Linked DNA regions of Homo sapiens: region 2 is linked to region 1. Evidence: chromatin loops called from intact Hi-C (ENCODE). Cell type or tissue: mammary epithelial cell. All regions are shown on one strand. Each heading gives the region's core, and the rest is flanking DNA. Links, peaks and the distances in the headings are about the cores only. Region 1 has its middle 36 kb from the start of ASNS. Region 2 overlaps SDHAF3 (succinate dehydrogenase complex assembly factor 3).

Region 1 (9,301 bases), core at 2,178-6,177:
AACCCTGCAATTAATATAGCACTTTAGACTCCTGGGTAAAACCAACACCTTGTATTTGGAATGACAAGTTAATAATCACTGCCATCGGCTGGCAACAAAAAAAACCCCTCTGGTTTATACCAACTTGTTTGATCAAAGGCAGTTTCAGGTGAACAAAATAATTATATTTCCAGGAACGATGCACTAACAGATAAAAATACACTTGTCTATTTCCTGCCCTCTACATTTGCATTGGTACAAACAGCACCCAGAGCAATCAGAAAAATAATATTGAGCAAAAGCAGTTGCACTGGCAACCATGAGGTCACAATCTTTACTAAAGAATACAGAATGAGAGCATGATGAAATGGGAAAGAGAGGTATCCCCACTAGCGTTTTTTTTAGCATCACTAAGATTATAACTACTCTCAGTTTACAAGTCCAATTAATTAATTCCAACCCCTCTGCAACTCTTTCTGAGCAAATCAGTAATTTAACTTACCTGATAAGTCAAATTGATAACCAGTCACCTGTCTAGTGACCTTACTCAACTCAAGCCTATGTTATCTTGACAGATTGGATAAAGCAATTTAAACCTTATTAAAGCAAAGGTTTGATGTATTTCATCCAATCCATTACGTGTACATATATAAATACATTGTGGAAAAAAATACTACCACGTCTCTGCTGGAAATGTGTTTTGATACAATGTTTTCAAGAAACAGTATTTTTTAAAGATGTCTTTGGATAGTCTAACAGTTTGTCTCAATGGGAGCTGCTATTCTTAGTCAGGAGTAACAATTCTTCATTGTTCTGTACATTACAGGATGTTTAGCATTCCTGGATCCTACCCACTAAGTGCCAGTAGATTGTCCCAGTCATATATGTATGGGAACCGGAAACGCTCCCATATGTTTCAGAATGGCCCCCAAGGAAACAGTGCTGCCCTCTCTCCCAGTTAACAATCTTTGGGAAGGCTTCCCAAAAGAAGTTGAAGGATTTAGTAACTTCCCTATTGCAGGGTCAAGTATTCTTTAGAGAAATTCTAAATCAAAGAAAAGAGAGCTAATTCTAGAGGATAATTTCCAATGAGCAAATAAAAATGTTCATCCTTGCTTCTACTCTTCTTTCTAAATGATGCCTAAATGATTTTCTAATCTAAAATTACAAACTTTAAAGGAAAAATGCCTATCAAAAAATAAGATAAAATAAAAAATACTTATGAAATGTTAAGTTCTGTATGACAAAAACAGAATACAAAATAAAATACAAATATGAAACTAGAAACATAACTGCAGGGGTTAATAAATATACAAAAAATCCCTACATAGCAATGAGAAAAAACTAATGTCCAATAAAAAACTGAACTGAGGAATTAGCAAGCAAACAATAAGACAAATGGCTAATAACATAAAAAACCATATTCGACCTCATTAGTAATCAGGTATAAACAATATACATTTAAACAACAATTAAATATAAATATATTTATATGTTTTACCTACAGTGAAAATATATTTAAATGAAAACACTCAGTATTGGTGAGGATTCACAGAAGTACAAGAATAGGGACAAAATTGATGTTGCCCTTATGAAGGAAATTTAGACATAGCTAGCAAAGCCTTAAAATTTTAAAAGTCATTTAATCCATCAACCCCAACTTTGGCAATTTAGACTAGGAATGTAATTGTGGTTGCAGGCAAAAAATTGGCTACAATATTGTTCACTGAATCTCTTTTTCTTATTTTGTGGGTATATAGTAGGTGTATGTATTTATGGAGTATATAAGATATTTTGATACAGGCATATGATGCATAACTAAATCAGGATAAATGGAAGTGTCCATCATCTCAAGCATGAATCCTTTCTTTCTGTTATAAACAATCCAGTTATACTCTTAGTTAATTTGAAATGTACAATAGGTTATTTTTGACTGTAGTCACCCTGTTGTGCTATTAAATACTAGATCTTATTCATTCTGACTATATGTTCATAGTCATGAATCATTATTTTTTGTAGTAAAAGAGTAGATACACGTATATTTTCAAGAATAGGAAAATTTAATGAATAAACTATGGTATATCTAGAAAATAAAATATTATGAAATTAAAATAATGCCTTTGAAAAGTATTTAGGGACATGGAAAAATGATCTTAGTATATCATTAATGGGGAAACGCAAGGCTCCACACCCATGGAGATTGGTCCCAGGATCCCAGTGGATATCAAAATTCAAGGTTGCTCAAGTCCCGGATATAAACTAGCATAGTATTTGCATCTAACCTACACGCAATCTCTCAGATACATCAGATCTTCTCTAAATTACTCATAATACCTAATACATTGCAATCGCTATGTAAGTAGTTGTTATACTACATTGGTTTTTATTTGTATTACTTTCTATTGTACTGTAAAAATTTTTTCCAAACATTTTTGATCTGTGGTTGGTTGAACTCATGAATGCAGAATGGCAGACACAGAGGGCCCACTGTTTGTAAAATATGACCTTTTTATAAAACTTATATATGCATGTGTTTATATAATCAGAGAGAGGGGGCTATATTTGTCTTGTAGAGAAAATCTTGTTCTTCTTTGCAAACTCAAAACCTGGCATGGTGCCTGGAACAGAGTATGTACTAAGAGTATACCAAGTCAATCACATGTATAAATAAATTGGTAATAAAGGACATTCCCTAAAATGCTATTGGTTATTGAGGCTGAGATTAATTATGTTTTTCTTTCTTCTCTTTGTTTATATTTATTTCGGGGGTTTTATACAATGAGCATGGATTACTTCTGTGATTTCAAAAAAAAGTGTAAGTCCTATGGAAAGCTTTAATTTGGTTGGAAGGAAATTTGTGGATCTTAACGGGAAGGATTTCAGTCATGCTACAGCAAGTGTGCCTCTATTGGTCATGACCAACACTTTCTTAGCCATAATTTGAGCTAATTTAAAAGCCTACTCACCTGCTGGGGTTTTTCTCCCATAGAGAAGTGATTCCAGGCCACCTGTGGTGGCTCATGCCTGTAATCCCAGCATTTTGGGAGGCCAAAGCAGGAGGATAGCTTGAGCCCAGGGGTTCAAGACAAGCCTGGGGAACATAGGGGAACCCTGTCTCTATAAAAAAAAAAAAAAAAATAAGATAATTAGCCAGGCACGGTGGTGCATGTCTGTGGTCCCAGCTACTCAGGAGGCTGAGGTGGGAGAATCGCTGGAGCCCTGGATGGAGGTCGAGGCTGCAGTGAGCCGTGATCACACCACTGCACTCCAGCCTGGATGACAGAGGGAGGTACTGTCTCAAAAACAAACAAAAAAGAAGAAAATTGAGTCCCCCATAGACTTCAGAAGTAAGATAAGACAATAAACTTCTGAATCATCCCACCTTACACACGAAGCAGGGACAGAGTAACTGGGAAGAAGAGCCCCTGGGGACACCTTGGAGAACAAGATTCTAGTGCCAATTGACAAGTGACTCAGATGGTGAAAGCATTATAGACAACGACATTAGGCTCTGATTTTCTCTTTCATTTTCGCGTTTGCTTTAATTCTTATTTGAAGCAATGTGTGTATCTTACTTCAACTAACGACAATGTTTTAATTTGAGGGGCAGTTTAGTCGCTTTAAGACTAACATTTCTGGCTCCATCACATCCCTTGTGTAGAAGGCAGTGGCCTACTACAACAAATAAGCAAGAGTGCCACCTCGTGGCAGCTCACTTAATATACACATGGTTCCTGAGCGCTGGAAGAAATTTAAGAAAAAGTTGAAAAGAGGTAATAATATTGCAGAGATTGGCCTAACATGCCTCAACAGCTTCAGTGCCCTGAATTGCAAAGGTTTCCTTCTACCTAGGATTTTAGCTTTCAGAAATGTGACAGTTTTGGTCAGCATAGAAAAAATATCAACCTGAATTGCCGTTATCTCTACCGTAAATTACTAAACACGAGGCTCTTCTGGAGATGAACTACTGATCTCTGATAACATCGTTTATAACATAACCAAAATTATCTGACTTTGGGGAGCTATTGTCCTCTCCTCATCACTTATTCTGTTATTTAATGAACATTTATTGAACACCTTTATTTTCCAGGAACTGCACTAGACTTTGGGAACATAAACATGAGAAAGATACATTCTCCAGCTGGTGAAAAGCTCATACACTCTGTTAAGTAAAATTTCTAGAAGGCCATTGGTTTGAACTAAGCTCCCTGCACTAGGCCCCAACAGATCAAACCAAAATGGAGTAACCCATGCTAAAGTTCCATATCACCAAATTGAAACTAAGTTGTTAATCTGACCTTCTGAGAAATTAAAAGAGAAAAAGAAATAATAGCCAAACCCCAAACAGGCCAGTTTTAGCCAATATGATCAGAAAGTCCCCTCTGCTTTAACCCTTACAAGGAAGGTAACCTGCTGTTAACCAATCTGCTTTTTGTATTATGCTGTTTCCTTGTTCCTGCTCAAGCTTTTAAAAACTGACTCTTCCATCACGCCCAACAGAGCACCACTCTGTTTCTTAGATGAGATGCTACCTGACTCATGAATCACAAATAAAAGCCAATTTGATCATTTAACTAAACTTGTTGCAATTTTGTCTCTTGACATTTATCATGAGATACTATGCTGAATCATCTATTGTCAACTGCGCATCACCATCATCCCTTTTAAGGTCTTCTCCCACAATCCATTTACCTAGGACACGGAGTTTCCCATAGAAGTCACTCAAGATGTGGAAGACAGAAGAAATAGAGAAGTTTTATTCTCTAGAGGCAACTGCATCCTGACTGAAGAAAATGAGAGGCTCAGAGTGGCTCCCTGGTGAGCTCTTGAGAACCCATCTGTGTTGCTGCTGCACCGTGAGACGCTGGGGGACCTCTTAGAGATTCCTAAGACTTGCAGCAGCTTGCTGTTAAGTTCCTGAGAACCCGCTGCCCTGTTGCCTCAGGATAAGATCTCCAGTGTCCGCTTCCTTCCCGCTGGCTTGCCTGGTCTTCACTACTCCCCAGCCTTTCCAATAGTCAAGCAAGCCCCTAATTCCTAATAACAAACCCTTTCTGCCCCCAAAACACGGAGTGCCTTCTGTTTTCCTGACCAATCCTGACTGACTCAGACACGTAGCTAGATAATTCATATAGCTAGATAATTCTACAACATTGCTATAGTGTCATGAAAATCAGACTACATCAGATTTTATGAGAGCTGAGTGGCAGGAAAGTATCCCAGCTGTAGATGATTGAAGGAGGCTTCCCAGAGAAACCGGCATCTAAGGTAAGTCTCACAGATTAACAGAAATTATCTAGGTGCAAAGAAAGATTCAGAAACTAAGGTATTTAGAAAATAAGTTAGGTTTTAGAAGGGCTGGATAACCAAAAATAAAACTGTATTTAAAGGGGAAAACACACAAGACTAAAAAAGTTGCCAGACTTACAATTAGCATGTTGATGAAGAATAAAACAACAGTTTTCTTGCATGATTACCATTCCTGTAAAGCTCATTACACATTTGTAGAAATCAGTCTGGCAAAATGCAGTAATGCTGTTGGTGCTTCTTCCACCCCAAACCCTTACCAGATAGGTACACCAAGTTCGCCAGCTGCTGTGAATGATAGCCACTAATGGCTCACAACTGCAGCCTTCTCTGAAGAATTGCTATTCACCTGGAAGTTTCCGGAAGACTCTGACTTCCTCCAAAGGCATTCACAGGTGAGGGCTGACATACAGGCCTGCAAAACCTGGCCCCCTCATCCTAAGGTGATGCCAACTTTGGTATGCCATTCAAACTCGGTGGGAGCAGGCTAAGGCTGAACTACAGCAGAAACTTCATCTTTGCTTAACTTTTCCTCTGTCCTATTTTCTGCTTTCCTCACTTCTTTTTTTATTCTTTTGGTCTTTTGGTTTTTTTGAGACGGAGTCTCCCTCTGTCGCCCAGGCTGAAGTGCAGTGGCGCAGTCTCGGCTCACTGCAACCTCTGCCTCCCAGGTTCAAGTGATTCTTATGCCTCAGCCTCTCCAAGTAGCTGGGAATTACAGGCATGCACCACCACACCCGGCAAATTTTTTTGTATTTTTATTAGAGACGGGGTTTTGCCATGTTGGCCAGACTGGTCTCAAACTCCTGACCTCAGGTGATCTGCCCGCCTCGGCCTCCCAAAGTGCTGGGATTACAGGCATGAGCCACCGCAACCGGCCTGCTTTCCTCACTTCTTGATGTGTGGCAGAAACTGCAGACAGTCTGGAATTGCCTGAGCATGCAAACAAAGCATGGTGAGTTATGAGCTGGAGAGATAGGCATTTAGCCTAATAATGTAAGGACTTCTTGTAAGCTGTATGAAGGGAGTGTGAACTTTATCTATGAGTACTATGATCTTCCAACATTTGTCCACACCATCAGTAAAAAATTTAGAGCATGATATATATTTAATTATTAATGTACTGACATGCCATACATTTTGTAAATGATGTACAAAAATAGAAATTTTAAAGGAAAAAATGAAAAATAGAAGTTCAGCTTCCCCTGTATTTCAACAGATTACCTTGCACCCTGCCTTAGGTGACATGCACCACTGTGGGGACCATAGGGGCAGAGAGGAAGGTTGGTCAGCTCTTTATTCCAGACCTATGATCCCATTAGGCTTCTTGTCTTTAAACCAATAGTATGGATCTGCATTTTTTTTGCTGGGATGGGTCTCTAATGCCTGCTCTTGTGGAGAGACAGAGTAGAGATTTCAGGTAATCTATTTCCTCTGTTGATGGGCATCTTGCCTAAGAAACACACACACACACACACACACACACACACACACAGACACACACACTTCAAGCAGTTCTTTACCAGGGTTTTTAGGGAAAAAACCTAAATAATACAGATGTAAGAGATGGGATTGAATATCAGGTGCCCCCTGCACCCAGTAATAAATCAGTCTCTCCCTCACTGGCTTTTTCATTCTCTATACCTTAAGAAGGCATTGATCTCACTACACCTTCTGGGTGGGACAATAGAACATTTCTGAGGTCATTGAAAACTATCCTGTTTGTACCTGTCTTCTCTGCTCCATGTTACTCCTTTCTCCCCACTATCTCCAAGTCTTTCATGTCTAGTCCCCACTCCCAGTGCCCCCATTTTGCTAGACTGCAACTATTCTCTTAGAAGTAAGCAAGTCCCAAAATATCTCTTGGGATACATTTTCACAGTCTCCTGTTCCATTTGTGAATCCATGCCAGCCATCCTTGCTCACTGCCACTAGGCAGAGGCATGTAGGAAGCCTTTTAACCTCAGGGGGAGCAGAGGAGGGCCGGCAGGTAACCCTACTCCTATTCTGGTCTTCTTTTTTCTCTGGTTGTATCTTAGAATCTGGCAAAGGAAGCCTCAGACATCTCTCACAACAAGCAGGAATCTCCCATCCATAGTGCCACTGGGTCCAGGTAAGAAATTGTCACCTCCACCACCAGCATCACTTTGACCTTACTAACAGTTGTGGGTACTGGTACAAGAGTACAAATGGAATACCACGTATCACATATCTAAATGAGCAAAAGTTATAAATAAGCAAACACAACTGCTCAATAAAATATGTCCCATCCTACCACCTTGACAAATACTTCGTCCTAATGTCAAAATTGAAAAATATGAGTGATTTGTATGTGACTAGAAGTCAGTATGGTCCAAGACTGCACTGTTTGTGTCTTTCTCAGACCCTGGGTTGCATTGCAATTCCAGCTTTCTTCCATGCTCCTGACATTAAAGTATGCCATGCCCAGTGCTCCTTCCTGATCTGTGACTCACCTGGCTGATGGTGGGGAAGGTAGTCTCCCAGCTGAGATGGGGAATATAAAAGAAATTGGGATGTGGGAATGTGAGATCTGAGTTGAGCAGCAAAATTTGTGATAACAGCAGAGGACATGTGGAGGTGCCCAACAGGAAGCCAGATATGAGTCTAAAGTGCTGACATTTTTATCACATTTAACACCGAACCATCTGATGAAGTTTTAGTTCTAGGGGCAAATAAGAACAGATGGGAGAATGAGATTGACTGTATTTCTATTGCTCTACCAGTTGTTCCACGTAATAAAAACATCTTTATGTCTCTTTCTGCAAAATAGAGACAGAGATGTCTTTTGAATAAGCACAAATGGTACATAAATCAATTAACATCTTTATTCAGAGCCTTTTACTCTCATGATTCCAAATTAAGCTCCATACTATATTTAAAACTAAAGCACTATGGTTCGTGACCACTGGGAATTAAAAATTTTGTCAGAGACAAGAGAATCAAGACACCTATATATGACAGGGCAGATAACACAGGATGGGGTTCAGGACATGCTATTCCAAAATATAACACTTTGGCACCCTGAAAACTGGCAGAAACAGGGAAGTCTCTGAGTTTCCTCTGCCCCCCTTCTTCCCTGGAGTAGATCATAAAACCTAGGAAGAATTTCTTTTTTCACCTTTCCCTAAAGTAAGACATAAGACCCTTATGGAAGAGGTGTCCTCTACACCCAGAGAAAAGGAGTGTCCTTATCTCTAAAGATGAAGGATCACAAAGGAATCTGAGCAAACAGTCTTTTAAGTTTCCCTGTTTGTTGCCATCAGATCATGCCCTCTTTGTCTTATCACATTTCTCAACGGTCCACTGTTCATCAAACCTAACATAAAAATATACTGGCTTAACCATTTCTTTGGGTCTTCATTTCTTATGAAGATTCTCATGTCACATAAAACATTAAATAAATTTGGCTGGGCACAGTGGCTCACACCTGTAATCCTAGCACTTTGGGAGGCCGAGGTGGGCAGATTGCCTGAGCTCAGGAATCCGAGACCAGCCTGGGCAACATGGTGAAACCCGTTTCTACCAAAATACAAAAAAAATTAGCTGGACATAGTGGCGCGTGCCTGTAGTCTCAGCTACCTGGGAGGGTGAGGCAGGAGAATCGCTTGGATCTGGGAGGTGGAGGTTCCAGCGAGCCAAGATTGCGCCACTGCACTCCAGCCTGGGTGACAGAGCAAGACTCTGCCTCCTAAATAAACAAACAAATAAATAGATATGTATGCCTTTTTCTTGTTAATCTGTATTTTGTTATAGGAGCCTCAGCCATGAACCTAGGATGGGTGAGGAAAAGATATTTTCCTTCCCTACACGTACAGTCCTTATTCTCCACGGAGTAGAGTAACGCCTGACAAGAAGACGCTCAACACAGGCTTATTGAAGGAATGCCACAAGGCAGAGGTGAAATAAAACTGCACAAAATTCCTTCTGGTGTTTAGTAATGTTATGGTCTATTAAGAAGAAGAGTCAAGGGAGGGCTACTGATTGTGTGAGTTGT
Region 2 (9,301 bases), core at 2,063-6,062, 660 kb before region 1:
CATTTCTATTCTTTAAAAACATCTGTATAATAGATAAATGAGTTCTAAAATTGAAGTAATTTAAGATAATTTATAATTTGATTGTTTTCTTAATGTTATTAAACTGACACTTTTTTAGATTTTAATTTTAGGTTTGAGGGTACATGTGAAGGTTTGTTGCATAGGTAAACTTGTGTCATGGGGGTTTGTTGTACAGATTAGTTCATCACCTAGTCATTAAGCCCAATATCCAATAGTTATCTTTTCTGTTCCTTCTTCCACCCTTATGTAGGTGTCTGTTGTTCCCCTCTTTGTGTTCGTGAGTTCTCATCATTTAGCTCCCACTTACAAGTGAGAATGTGTGATGTTTGGTTTACTAAAAACTAAGCAGTCCTCTTGCCTTGGCCTCCCAAAGCTCTGGGATTACAGGTGTGAGCCAGTGTGCTCGACCATACCAGTAATTTAATAGTATCAATTTGATTCAGACTATAAGCAAGTTTAATATACAGGTAGAGAATTAGAGAGTACAGTGAAGGCATAGCTGGCCTTATAATATTTAATTGTTCTATCACTGACAAACTGGTACTACAGCTTCTCTGCCTTTTCAAAAACTCTAGTGGGAAACAGTATAGCATGAACGTTAGTTTTTTTCTACTAGGAGACTTTAAGACTGTGTTTCTGTAGTTCACTGCTGTATTAATTTCCTGTGTCTGCTGTAATAAATTACCACAGCCTGACTTAAAACAATGGTAGTGTATTCTGGAGAGGCCTAATTAAAGAGTGAGAGGCTCTAGGGAAGAAATCCACATCTTTCAGCTTCTGGTGGATCCAGGATTCCCTTGAATTATGGCCATATCGCTCCAAACTTATTTTTTCTTCATATCACATTCTCCTCTGTATGCCTAATTTATCTCATCCCCTCTAAGAATACTTGTGACCGTATTTTCAGGACCATCAGGATAATCTCATCTCAGAATCCTCAATCACACTTGCAAAACCTATAATATACATATAAGGTAACACAGTTTCAGAGATTAGGACTTGACATATTTTGGGGACACCATTCAGCCCACTGCACCTGCTCTCACCATACTCAAAAGTGTCTCTCTTCGACAGCTTTCTGCTACTTGAAGCAGCTGCTTAACTTACCCTGAGGAAGCACTGCACATTCTCTTTGGTTCAAGAGAGCAATCATAGGGAATCTTCTAACTTTCGGGATAGCATTATTCTTAGAAGCCAGCATAACAGTTTGAAACCAAAGGATGCTGTTAGTTAATGTGTAGTGTAGTATTTTTCTGTTCTGAGTCTCTTCCCTCCAGGTAGATATGCTTGGCGGGGTGACTTAGTCATAAATTCACATTTTACTGCTGCTTCTTCCTATATCTGGAAACCTCCAAATTGTGGTCCTGAAGTTATTTTTATTTTGGCCATTTTTCTCTCTTGCCAGGAAAGGAATGCTGTTGCAAGTACATGGAGTCAAAGACTAGTCGGTAATGGGTGGTGTACGGGCGAAAGGTTGGGTTTTTTTGTTTCCTTTTCGTGAGTCTTTCTACCCAAGATGTTCATTCATTGATCATTTCTCACACATGAAATGTATTTCTACTTTCCATAAGAAACATTATTCCCATAATTATTATAAATTATACCCTAAGTGAAATATTCTCTGAAATTATGCACAAAGTTATGAAAATTTTCAAAAATGGGAAAGTTATGTATTCACCACTCAGATTTAACAAATATTAATATTTTGAAATATTTAGTTCACTTTTTTAAAGTAAATAAATATTAAAAGGTACAGCTAAAATTCCATTCCCCTTTCTTACTCCTCAGAGGTAATCAGGATCCTGATGTTGGTTGTTTCCATGCTTGTTTTTATGTTTTGTACATTTGCATATATTTGTAAATGATATATATATTTTTAAACTTTTAAAAAAGATTTTTGCTTTATTTTTCAACAATTTAACTATCATATGCTTAGGTATAGTATTTTGTATTCTGCTTGGAACTTGCTAAGCTTCTTGAATTTATTTTTCCTTAAAATATTCATTAAAATTCATAAAACTTTATAAAAATAAGATATCCGGCCAGGCACAGTAGCTCAGGCCTGTAATCCCAGCACTTTGGGAGGCTGAGGCGGGTGGATCATGAGGTCAGGAGATTGAGACCATCCTAGCTAACGCAGTGAAACCCATCTCTACTAAAAATACAAAAAATTTACCTGGGCGTGATGGTGGGCATCTGTAGTCCCATCTGCTGGGGAGGCTGAGGCAGGAGAATTGTGTGAACCCGGGAGGCACAGCTTGTAGTGAGCCGAGATCGCGCCACTGCACTCCAGCTTGGGCAACAGAGCGAGACTCCGTCTCAAAAAAAAAATAAGATACCCATTAAAATTTATTTTTCTGCTAAGGCAGTAACCTCTTTTCTTGGATTCCACTTAAACTTACGGTAGATCTTTTGGCATTGTTTCACAGATCACTGATCTTTTACTCATTTTTTAAATAGTTTTGTTCTGTTTAAAACTGGATAATTTCTATTGCTGTATTTTCAAGTTCATGAATCTTCATCTCCAGTCTACTATTAAGTGACATTTAAAAAATTCCAGATAGTGCATTTTTGAGTTCTAGAATTTATTTGGTTCTTATAATTCCTCATTCTCTGCTGAGATTTATCTGCCCCATTTATGATGACCGTATTTTCTTTTACATACTTAACATTTATAGTACCTGCTTTAAAATCTATCTCTGCTTATTCTAATGTCTGAATAATCTCAGGCACTGGTCTCCATTGATTGCCTCTTCTCTTAACTGTGTTTGTAATAATTTTTAATTTTTTTCCTGGACACTGTAAATGATACATTGTAGAGACATTATTCTAGATTTTTCCTCACCCAAACGGAAACTCGGTGGCCATTAAACAGTAACACCCTCTCCTACCTCCTCCCAGCCCTTAGTATTATCTATTCTTTCTGTCTATGAATTTTCCTATTCTAGATATTTCATGTAAGTGGAATCATACAATATGTCTTTTTATGTTTGGCTTCTTAGCATAATCTTTTTAAGGTTTATCCATGTTGTAGTATGGATCAGAACTTCATTCCCTTTTAAGGGTGATAAATATTCCATTGTATGTGTATACCACATTTTGTTTATCTGCTTGCTGGTGGACATCTAGGTTATTTTCCAAATGTCGTCTATTGTGTATACAAGTATGTGTTTGAGTTCCTGTTCTCAGTTATTTTGGTAATATACCTATGAGTGCATTTGCTGGATCATATGGTAATTCTGTGTTTAACTTTCTGAGGAACTGCCAGTCTTTTCTGCAGTGGCTATACCATTTTATATTCTCATTATCAATGTATGAGGATTCTAGTTTATTCCAACTGTTATTTTTCTGGGGTTTAAAAAATTATTATAGTAGACATCTTAGGGTGAAGTGGCATCTCATTGTGGTTTTGATTTACATTTTTCTAATGGCAAATGATTTTGACCATCTTTTCATGTACTTGGCCATCTGTATATCTTTGGAGAAATGTCTATTCATGTGCTTTACCCATTTTTAAATTGGGCTATTTGTCTTTTAGTTGTGGTTCTTTATATATTCTGGATAATAAACCCTTTTCAGATACGATTTGCAAATTTTTTCTCATTTTGTAGTTTGTCTTTTTACTATTAGGTGTCCTTTGATGCACAGAAGTATTTAATTTTGATACTGTCCAGTTTATTTTTGTTGTTGTTGCTTGGGCTTTTGGTGTCATATCTAAGAACCTATTGCCAAATCAAAGGTCATAAAGATTTACCTATATATTTTCTTCTAGGATTCTCATGATTTTAGCTCTTATATTTAGGTCTTTGATTCACTTTGAGTTAATTTTTGTATATGGTAGAAGATGGGGTGTCTAACTTCACTCTTTTGCATGTGGAAATTCAGTTTTCCCAGCACCAGTTGTTGCCTAGATTATTCTTTCCTCCACTGAATGGATTTGACATCTTTATCAAAAATCAATTGGCTATATATGTAAGGATTTACTTCTGGACTCCTCATTCTATTGGTGTTATATATCTATTCTAATGCCAGTGCCACACTTTTGTTTAATGTGGCTTTCTAGTTAAGTTTTGAAATTGGGAGTTGTGAGTCCTCTGTTTTTGCTATTTAGAGCTCCTTAGTTGTCCATTTTTGTAAATGAATAATTTCTTAAAGCCTGCTTTTTAGATTTTATTTTTTGGAGTTTCATCCGTGTTGATACATAGACTTGTAGCTTATTTGTTGTGACATCTTTATTATCATCTGAGTAAATTTCAGTGTATTTGACTTTTCTATTGAAGTACAATTATTTCCATTTTTTTTTTTTTTTTTGCTTTAACAATCAACATTCTTCTGCATGATACTTGTTCACATGTTTTAAAGTTTCTTTAGGATGGTAGGGTGATTTTTGCCTTGCCAGGAAACCTTTGGCAGTGTTTCGAGACATTTTAGATTATCAAGACGGGGAGAGGGGTGTTACTGCCATCTGGTGGTCAGAGACAAGAGATGCTGCTAAACATCCTGCAATGCAGACTCTCACTGACCCCTCCCCACCCCTACCCCCCCTACACACACAAAATAGTGCCAAGGTTGAAAAACCCTGCCTGCCCTGAAGCATATAGAAGTGGAATTGATAAAACTTGAAATGTTTTCATCTTAATAAGTGGATTTCTGTAAATCATGGAAAAAATATTTTCTCCATAGGTTTGGAATGTTTGGAATTAAAGTTGCTCTGGCAATGCTGCCATTCCAGCAATTACAAGCAATTTATATATCTCAAGCCAGATCAGGTAGCAGCATTATCCAGAGTTAGCCAGTTCATTCACTTTAACTTCATGAACTAAAATACTTTGGCACTTTGTCTGCTTAAAAGATTAATTTTAGAGTGAGTCTGTTTCAAAACAGTGGCACTTGTGCAGATGGGGATAGTTGGAATATTAGGCTGAATGTACTTAATAAGAGCAAAATTAGAACATGAAAAAGTTTTTCTTGACACAGATGGTTGTTAAACATTGAAGACTTAAAGGTTTAAGAAGTTTTTCTCTAGTATATTTTAAATTAAAATTGTAATTGAAGACATAGGAATGAATTTAGACTCACTTGAAGATGTGTTACATGTCACCGTGGAATACTGTGCTGCCATAAATAGGATGAAAGCATGTCCTTTGCAGCAACATAGATGCCATGATCCTAGGCAAATTAACACAGGAACAGAAAAATAAAATTTTAAGTGGGAGCTAAACATTGAGCACACATGGATGTAAACTGGGAACAGCTGACAGCATGGACTACTGGAGGGTGGTATGGGTTGAAAAGCTACATGTTGGGTATTGTGCTTACTCCCTGGGTGACAGGACCTGTACCCAAACTTGAGCATCATGCAGTTATTCCCATCTAACAAACCTGCACATGTACCCCTTGTATCTAGGGGATATATGTGCAGGTTTAAAATAAAAGTTGGGGGAAAAAAGACCCATGGTTCCTGTTTGAGAATCCGTTGAAAGCTATGGCCCCAGAAATGATGTCCGTACTTGTGTAAATACAATTTTGCATATGGTTTGAGGTGGTTTATGCATGCTTCTGAAGCCCATCCAGGGACTCACCACTCTTTACTTATATCCAGGTTAAAAATTTTGCTAAAAGTTGGTTAAAACACTTAAAGTGCTAAAAATAGATATACATGAAATGATCAATGAATTGTATCTTCACAACTATATTTATATCTCCTTAACCAAATGCTTCTGCATTTACTGATGAGGAAAAATAGGTGACTCAGAATTAGAATTCAAGTCCTCTAATGTTAAATATTATTTAAACTTTACATCTATAACCTTCATTCTTTATCTTTTTAGGTGTATGCAACAGCGTTATTGCAACAGGCTAACGAAAACAGACAAAATTCAACTGGAAAAGCATGTTTTGGCACCTTCCTCCCAGAAGAAAAACTTAATGACTTTCGTGATGAACAAATTGGACAGTTGCAGGAGCTGATGCAAGAAGCCACAAAACCCAATAGGCAATTTAGTATTTCTGAGTCTATGAAACCAAAATTTTAGTCTATACAACAAAGCTTAATAAGACATGCAAAAATTTAGAACCCCTACTTTAACTGTCATTGGTTTTTGAAATATATTTAAGCTTTGAAAACACCTGTTATTAATGAAATACTCTTTTATTTTGGATATTATGATTGCAGTATATGGATCAAGATCACTAGTGACAATTGAAAAAAACTATTGGAATAATAGCACTTGTATGAAATTCAGTTTTGGAACTAAACAGCAAATTTCTAGAATTTTGCTGAAAATGTTTTAAAATGCTATTCTCATCCAGCCATATTAGTCTTCTGGCTTTTCTTTAGCTTCATCAAATAAGCATGTTGTGATAATGATAGATGTACAATTCCAACAAGGTTATTATTTTTTAAATACATTGTCATTCTGAACATTTTATCACTTCTAGTTTAATAATACATACATGATTTTTCTTCTGAATGTCTCTTCTCCCTGCATCACTGTTCATTCACAATGAAAGGTTAGGAAGAAGCTTTAAAATTCACTATTTTACTATCAATCATTTGTATAATAAACTATACAAAGTATAATACGTTTCCTCCAGTGTTTGTTTGTTAATAACAACCCCTGAAATAATGTGTAGCTACATTGAGACTCTCATTTATCAACTAATAGTTGAGGACATTACAAATCAACTTAAGTATAAGAAACTTTCCTAAGATCTCAAATTTAAAAAACGGTAACCCCATTTACAACATAAAATGTGGATTTTAAAAAATATTATGCTAAATGACTTGTATCTTTAGTTATTGAAACCTGATTCCCAGTGTGATACTATTAGGTGGTAGAGCCCTCATGAATGGGATTAGTGCCCGTATAAAAAAAAAGCTCCAGGGAGATCTCTTGCCCCTTCTACCATATGAGGATACAGTGAGAAGATGTTAAAGCAGAAAGTGGCCCCTCATGAGACACTGAATCTGCTGGTGCCCTGGTCTTGTACTTTGCAGTCTCCAAAACGTGAGAAACAGATTTCTATTTATAAGCCACCCAGTTTAGGGTAATTTGTTATAGCAGCCCAAAGAGACTAAGACAGTTAGTTAGTTAGGAAGGCTTACTCCAAGATTCTGAAACGATCATTTTTTTAGATGTACTTGCAATTTATGTCATCTCTTTAGAAACTGATACATGTTTTCTCTGGGTTGGTGTCTCATGTGTTCTCTCTTTGTATATACCTGCTAGGGCCACCTTAGTCCGTTCTTCCATCCTTTTTTTTTTTTTTTTTGAGTCAGTCTGATCTGTTGTTGGTCTTTCTCGTTGAGAAAGATGATAATCAATAATTATTCCGTCTGTGTTATAACAGGCTTCAGGGATACAACAATGGATAAGACGAAGCTCCTGCCCTCAAGAAGTTTAAAATCTAGTCGTGCATTCAGGAGCCCTCGTTCAGCATGAACAAATACATCTGCAAACTCTTTACAGCATTATCCTTTTCATCATGCCTAATATAAACCTAATACTTCTGAAGACGCTGCTTCGCTGTAGTCTTGTAAAGTGGGCCACAACTCCCACTTTACAAGAGACCCATCCTATTGTCCCTTTCAACCCATCACTATGCCACCCTCGCTTAAGAACTCGTTCCTTTGTGGCTTTTTTTCTTTTAGGGTATACTTCCCTTCTGTTCGTTGGCACTTGACTTAACCTCAAATCTTGCCATTATTTTGGTGACTTAGTATTTATGTCGTTTACTTAACCAGCAGACAGAGTTATCTGGCATTATTCACTTTCATTCAACCACTCACTCATGCCATGGCTACACTTAAACCTTCACTCTGTTCAGAACTGTTTTGCATCTGAAATTATGAATTTCAATATCCTGTGCTTTTGCCACTATCTCTTAACAATATAATCAGTTTCTTACTCCCACTGCACAATTCATTCAACAGATACTTACTAAAAACCTGCATTTGCCAGATGTCATTCTAGGTATTAGCGATATAGCACTTTTAACAAAGACAAAAAGTCTGCTACCCCCATGGAACTCACATTCTAAAGGAGAGAAATAAAATATGTAGGGTGATAAGTACTATTGAGGAAAATAAAAGCAAGGATAGGGAATAGGGCTATGGTTCCAAAATTATAAACTGAGATTCCCTGGGCACCTCAGAGAACTCAGGGGTGCTGCAGGATATTTTAACTTTGAGGAAATCACAGTCACATTTGTGTTTGCTGGACACCACACACATTACTAGTGCAAGGATTTTCAGTTTTACAGTTATATTGCCACATTCTTTTTAATGACAGATCTTTGTGAAGCTGGGCTTTTAGTGGTTGCTGTGATAAAAATGCAAATATCACAGAAGATGAGTGAGTAACAGAAAATGTAGGTAGTGTTGGTCAATATGATTACAGTGTAAGCTGCATAGTGTCCAACAGGTGCTAAATTGTTTTGGCACAAATAAGTTGTTTGGACTACTTAATAAACAAAACTAAGTTTTGTTTGCTGTTTTGCCTAGATGTACTGTGCAAATACTGGGACACCAAGTTCGTGAACTAAAAGTTTGGGTAATAGGGAGTGGTCTTTAACAGTAAACTGATACATAAACTTATCAGTCCTTTGACTACTTGGTGCCTTCAATGTCATTCTACTAGTGCTTTTATTTCCATTACAGACTCCCTAGTTTCTGTGATCCTTCACTTCAGCCAGCCACTGAGCAGTACCTTCCATGTCTTTTTTTTTTTTTTTTTTTGAGACAGAGTCTCGCTCTGTCGCCCAGGCTGGAGTGCAGTGGCGGGATCTCGGCTCACTGCAAGCTCCGCCTCCCGGGTTCACGCCATTCTCCTGCCTCAGCCTCCCAAGTAGCTGGGACTACAGGCGCCCGCCACCACGCCCGGCTCATTTTTTGTATTTTTAGTAGAGACGGGGTTTCACCGTTTTAGCCGGGATGGTCTCGATCTCGTGACCTCGTGATCCGCCCGCCTCGGCCTCCCAAAGTGCTGGGATTACAGGCGTGAGCCACCGCGCCCGGCCCCATGTCTTTTTCTTTTACTTCACCTGCTGCTCTAGCCAGGGTAACCACTCACTTGCCAAAATCAATGGGATATTAATCACTGTAAGGTTGATAAGTTGAAGATTTGATAGTATTACTGTCTTCTGCTTTTAAACCACTTCTGCTTTTTATACTGCCTACTTCTCCTTTAGATTATAAATTTTCTCCTCCCTACCCCCACTTTTAAAAATATGATGTTCTGTGGGATTTCATCCTCAGGACTCTCACATTACACATTTG

The links. Hi-C counts contacts between places; a loop is a spot of excess contacts. Peaks named below come from ENCODE experiments on the same cell type or tissue, not always from the same donor. Only the 100,000 strongest peaks of a DNase experiment are listed, where the experiment ranks them.
Region 2: it touches region 1 in a loop (2.7-fold over the local background); 5 of 110 quality-filtered maps call a loop at or near these places.

The regions. Positions count from the first base shown.
Region 1 is chr7:97,832,065-97,841,365 of GRCh38, forward strand. No RefSeq gene overlaps it. Among named protein-coding and RNA genes, the nearest start is that of ASNS, 36 kb to the right of the region's middle. In mammary epithelial cell, for the core only: a CTCF peak has its summit at 3,680 (motif pointing left); no DNase peak of the experiment used is centred there.
Region 2 is chr7:97,175,160-97,184,460 of GRCh38, forward strand. It overlaps SDHAF3 (succinate dehydrogenase complex assembly factor 3), which reads left to right. Exons shown (of 2, transcript NM_020186.3): 2 at 5,853-6,604. The coding sequence ends at 6,056. It overlaps LOC124901704 (a long non-coding RNA gene), which reads right to left. Exons shown (of 3, transcript XR_007060445.1): 2 at 5,101-5,190; 3 at 2,304-2,339. Among named protein-coding and RNA genes, the nearest start is that of SDHAF3, 62 kb to the left of the region's middle. In mammary epithelial cell, for the core only: a CTCF peak has its summit at 4,486 (motif pointing left); no DNase peak of the experiment used is centred there.